Linked DNA regions of Homo sapiens: region 2 is linked to region 1. A link is an interaction called in ENCODE POLR2A ChIA-PET data of the cell type or tissue named here. Cell type or tissue: GM12878. All regions are shown on one strand.

Evidence for each region. Peaks named below come from ENCODE experiments on the same cell type or tissue, not always from the same donor. Only the 100,000 strongest peaks of a DNase experiment are listed, where the experiment ranks them.
Region 2: POLR2A ChIA-PET joins it to region 1 with 6 read pairs; 3 of 35 experiments call an interaction of 5 or more read pairs at or near these places.

The regions. Positions count from the first base shown.
Region 1 is chr17:18,920,744-18,923,243 of GRCh38, forward strand. The region is part of intron 9 of PRPSAP2 (phosphoribosyl pyrophosphate synthetase associated protein 2); the gene reads left to right. Among named protein-coding and RNA genes, the nearest start is that of SLC5A10, 30 kb to the right of the region's middle. RefSeq lists an enhancer at 1,453-1,532. In GM12878, no CTCF peak of the experiment used is centred here; DNase peaks (open chromatin) are centred at 278, 1,001 and 1,548; H3K4me3 peaks cover 1,249 bases; H3K27ac peaks cover 2,500 bases.
Region 2 is chr17:19,018,015-19,020,514 of GRCh38, forward strand. It overlaps SLC5A10 (solute carrier family 5 member 10), which reads left to right. Exons shown (of 15, transcript NM_001042450.4): 12 at 1,409-1,577; 13 at 1,699-1,914; 14 at 2,141-2,198; 15 at 2,311-2,500. The coding sequence ends at 2,417. Among named protein-coding and RNA genes, the nearest start is that of FAM83G, 15 kb to the left of the region's middle. In GM12878, no CTCF peak of the experiment used is centred here; no DNase peak of the experiment used is centred here.

The sequences.
Region 1 (2,500 bases):
ATATAAGCACTATATATAATATTTGAAAATATTATCCATAAAAGTTAGAAGAAAATAATAATTAGTGCTTGATGCCACTATTCAAAGACACACCACTTTAATTTGGTGAGCCTCTTTTTGGTTTTTCACCCTTATTTTCATAAAGCTGCGATGCATGCTTCATACATAATTGTGCATGTTGCTGCCTCCTTCTCCCAGCTGCCCGACGTGTCATCTCAGGTCACCAGAAACTTTGACAGGAAACAGCAATTTCTTTTTTTTTTCTTTGAGACTGGGTCTCACTTTGTCACCCAGGCTGGAGTGCAGTGACAATCACGGCTCACTGCAACCTTGACCTCCCAGGCTCAAGCGATTTGTCCACCTCAGCCTCTTGTAAACAGCATTTTTATGGCTAATAACCCATCGTATGAATGTGGCTTAGACTGCCCAACCACAGCCTAATTTGGGGTTTTTATGTTTTCTTCTGTTCTTTGCCCTTATAATGTGGCAGGAAATATATGTGGATAAAACACTTTTCCCATACTTTGGCTTATTTCATTTCAAGCTTCTAAAAGTGAGATTAATGAGTCAGAAGGTATGAATATAAGGCTTTTTGTCAAATTGATTTCCTAGAGGGTGATTCATTATACTTTTTCACCGGCATTGAGGTCAAGTGTCCTGGGAGTAGGACTGTTGAAAATGTAAAAAGTCACTTCAGTTCTGGAATTTATCTTGCTTTGCTTTGTTTTGTTACACTTTTTTGCCCTCTCCTGATGCTCACCTGGGGTCACACATTGCCTCTGGTTGTCATATGTCTTTCATCTCTTTCAATCTAGAGCAGTGGTTCTCAATTAGGGAGTGGATATTGTCTCCTAGAGGTCATTTGGAAATGTCTGGAGATAGTTTTGATTGTCAGAATCAAGGGGGTGGCTACTGGCATCTAGTGAGTAGAGGCCAAACATGCTGCTAAACTTCTCACAGTACGTAGGGTGGTCCCTTGCAGCATAAACGTGTCTGGCCCAAGATCTCAGCAGTTGAAAAGTCCCAATCTAGAACAGTATTTTAACTTTTTCTTTTTGTGACATTGCCTTAAAAGAAAATTGAAGTCAAAGTCACATAACATAGAATTAACCATTTTAAAGTATAAAATTTACTGGCTTTCAGTATATTCACAGTTTTGTGCAGTTACCATTTCTTTCTAGTTTCAAAACTTCTCATTACCCCGGAAGAACACCCTGCACCCATTAAGTAGTTTCACCATGCCCCCATCCCCCAGCCCCTGGCAACCACTTACCTCTTTTCTGTTTCTGTGGATGTTTGCCTAATCTGGACACTTCATATAAACGGAATCATATAATATGTGGGCTTTTGTATCTGGCTTCTTTCTTTGAGCATGTTTTTGAGGTTCATCCATGTGATAGCACTTGTCAGTACTTCATTGCTTTTGGTGGCTGGATAATATTTCATTGTCAGCATTTGAAAGGAATTTGGGTTGTTTCCACTTTTGGCTATGCTGCTCTGTATATTCATGTATGAGTTTTCTGTGTGGATAGATGATTCATTTCTCATGGTCTATACCTGGTATCGGAATTGCTGCGTCACTTGGTGTATGTTTAACTTTTTGAGGAACTGCCAGACTCTTTTTTCACAGCAGCTGCACCATTTTATATTCCTACCAGTAATGTACAAAGATTTCAGTTTCTCCACATCCTCATCAACACTTATTTTCTACTTTTTATTGTAGCCAGCCCAGTGGGCATAAAGTGGCATCTCATTGTGATTTTGATAAACATTTCCCTAATGGCTAATGACTTCATTTGTATATCTTCTTTGGAGAAATATCTGTTGAAATCCTTTGCCCATTTTTGAACTAGGTTTGTCTTTTTTTGTTGAATTATAAAAGTTCTTTATATATTTTGGCATATGGCGCATATATATATATATAATTTTTTTTTTTTTTTTTTTTTTTGCGACAGGGCCTCACTCTCTCACCCAGGCTGGAGTGCAGTGGTGCAATCGTGGCTCACTGGAGCCTTGACCTCCCGGGCCCAAGTGATCCTCTCACCTCAGCCCCCTAAGTAGCTGTGACTACTGTCATGCACCACCACGCCCTGCTAATTTTTGTATTTTTTTATAGAGACAGGGTTTCGCCATGTTGCTCAGGCTGGTCTCAAACTCCTGAACTCAGGCAGGCAATCTGTCCACCTCGGCCTCCCAAAGTACTGGGATTACAGGCATGAGCCACCATGCCCAGCCTACTTTATATATTTTGGATACTAGACTCTTACCAGATACATGATATGCAAATATTTTCTGCCATTCTGTAGGGGTTTTTTTTACTTTTTTATTTTTATCTATTTATTTATTTTTATTTATTTATTTTTTGAGACAGAGTCTCGCTCTGTCACCCAGGCTAGAGTGCAGTGGCATGATCTCGGCTCACTGCAAGCTCCACATCTCAGGTTCACGCCATTCTCCTGCCTCAGCCTCCCAAGTAGCTGGGACTACAGGCGCCCACTAG
Region 2 (2,500 bases), 97 kb after region 1:
GCGTTAATGGAGGCCCGCCTGGGCCTTTGATGAGGGCAGCGCCCGCCTGCCTGCCTGGCTAGGGGTTAATTAGCCTTAATCAAGGTGGCACCTCCTTCCTCCACCCTCTCCCTCAGGCCTAGAAGGGAAGAAAGGGAGGGAGGAAGGCGGACAGGCGCTGAGAGGACCCACCCTAGCTGAACACATAGCCTCTGTCACCCCTGCCACCACAGCCAGGGTTCCAGCGGGTCACCCACCACCCACCTTGGGGGTGAGGAATGCCAACTGACCCAGGACACAGGGGTGAGGTGCTCAGCCAGGGAGGAGCGGATGGATGCCATGCCCCAGCTTCATCCCCTTAGCTGGGTCCCATGCCCCTCAAGGCTCGGGGAGGGGGTGCCTCCTCCTGAAAGCCCTCCTAGATTGATGTTTCCTCTGAGCTGCTCCAGCCCAGTCCGAGTGTAGGTAAGAGGCTCATCTGTTTTCTTTGCTGGACTCTGAGTGCTGGGCAGGCACCAGGTCCCACTCATCGCCGAGTTGGGGATCCTAGGGTAGTGTCCTACGCAGGTGAGCACCTCACCAGTGGTTTGTTGGATGAACAAGTGTAGCATGTGCCTGTTGTAGAGGGGCTCTTGGCCTAAGGGAGAGGCAGGCAGGAGCTGACACGCAGGGGACAGGAGGGGACGGGCTCATGCTGGCCCAGCAGGGCTCCGGCTTCACAGCTGGGGAGTATGGGCTCTAACCCCAACCCACACCTCTGGCTCCAAACTTTGCATCCTTAGTAAGCAGGTTGCCCTGTGAAGGATGTGCAGCACAGGGCTGTCGGGGTGGGGATGTGCCAGCCAGAGGTCCCAGCTCCCACAAATGCCGGCCAGTGTGAAAAATCCTAGTGTCTTCAAATAACCACCAGGAAGTCAGTCTGGCCCAGATCGGGGGGCAGTGGTCATTCATGCACTCACCAAATGCTTAGTAAGCACCTACTATATGCTGGGAGACACAGCAATGAACTAAAGAGATGAGGCTCCTGCTCTCCTGGTGCTTCCATTGGGAGGGGAAGACAGGCAGTAAACAAGTAGACACCCAGGTAAATGTGCATGTAGTGACTGGGACAGGTGCTTTGAAGGAGAGACAAGAGGGAGCTCCATGGCGGAGCTCCAAGGGCTGGCTCCGCAGAGACCCCAGGGCAGGGAAGGAGCAGACAGCACTTAGAGTCAGGAGCTGCACCTGCAGGATCCAGGGAGCCACCAAAGGGTTTGGAGCAGGGCAGGACTGGCCAGGTCACTGGTGGTGTGGACCAGAGTCCAGGGAGGAGGCTGGAGCTGGGGTAGCAGGGGAAAGATTAGAGAGCAAGTCTTAGTGACCAGGGGAGGTGGGAGAGAGCTGAAGAGCCTCCCACGACGACCGCTGCCTGCCTTCCACTCGCCTGCAGGCTGGTCATAGTGGCACTCATCGGCGTGAGTGTGGCCTGGATCCCCGTCCTGCAGGACTCCAACAGCGGGCAACTCTTCATCTACATGCAGTCAGTGACCAGCTCCCTGGCCCCACCAGTGACTGCAGTCTTTGTCCTGGGCGTCTTCTGGCGACGTGCCAACGAGCAGGTGGGCGTCGGCGGTCTGCTCTCCCTGGGGACGTGCCACAATTTGCTCTTCCCTGCTGCCTGTGGGGGGAGCCTTGGTCCTCCTCCCGTAGCCCCACATGCCCTGCCTCCCTCCTCCCCAGGGGGCCTTCTGGGGCCTGATAGCAGGGCTGGTGGTGGGGGCCACGAGGCTGGTCCTGGAATTCCTGAACCCAGCCCCACCGTGCGGAGAGCCAGACACGCGGCCAGCCGTCCTGGGGAGCATCCACTACCTGCACTTCGCTGTCGCCCTCTTTGCACTCAGTGGTGCTGTTGTGGTGGCTGGAAGCCTGCTGACCCCACCCCCACAGAGTGTCCAGGTGAGCCAGCCCTGACCCCTGACCCTGACCCCTAACAATTTCTTACTCTGGTCCCATTCTCATCCCCGACCCACTCTGACTCAGAATTTTCTAGCCCTGGACTACCTAGCCCCGTCCCTTTTTGAACTCAGCTGCCATCTTGCCATCCCCAACCTTTGATCCTGTCTGGGTCACCCCCACCCTGCCATCCCCCACCCCCAACCCTATCCTCACTCATTTCTTACAGATTGAGAACCTTACCTGGTGGACCCTGGCTCAGGATGTGCCCTTGGGAACTAAAGCAGGTAAGTGGATGACCCTAGGCACTCCTCCACCTTGACCCTGGCCTGGAGGCAAGGGCACCAGGTGTAACCTTGTGTCCTTCATCTGTCCCTCTCCTTCTGCAACCCCCTCCAGGTGATGGCCAAACACCCCAGAAACACGCCTTCTGGGCCCGTGTCTGTGGCTTCAATGCCATCCTCCTCATGTGTGTCAACATATTCTTTTATGCCTACTTCGCCTGACACTGCCATCCTGGACAGAAAGGCAGGAGCTCTGAGTCCTCAGGTCCACCCATTTCCCTCATGGGGATCCCGAGGCCCCAAGA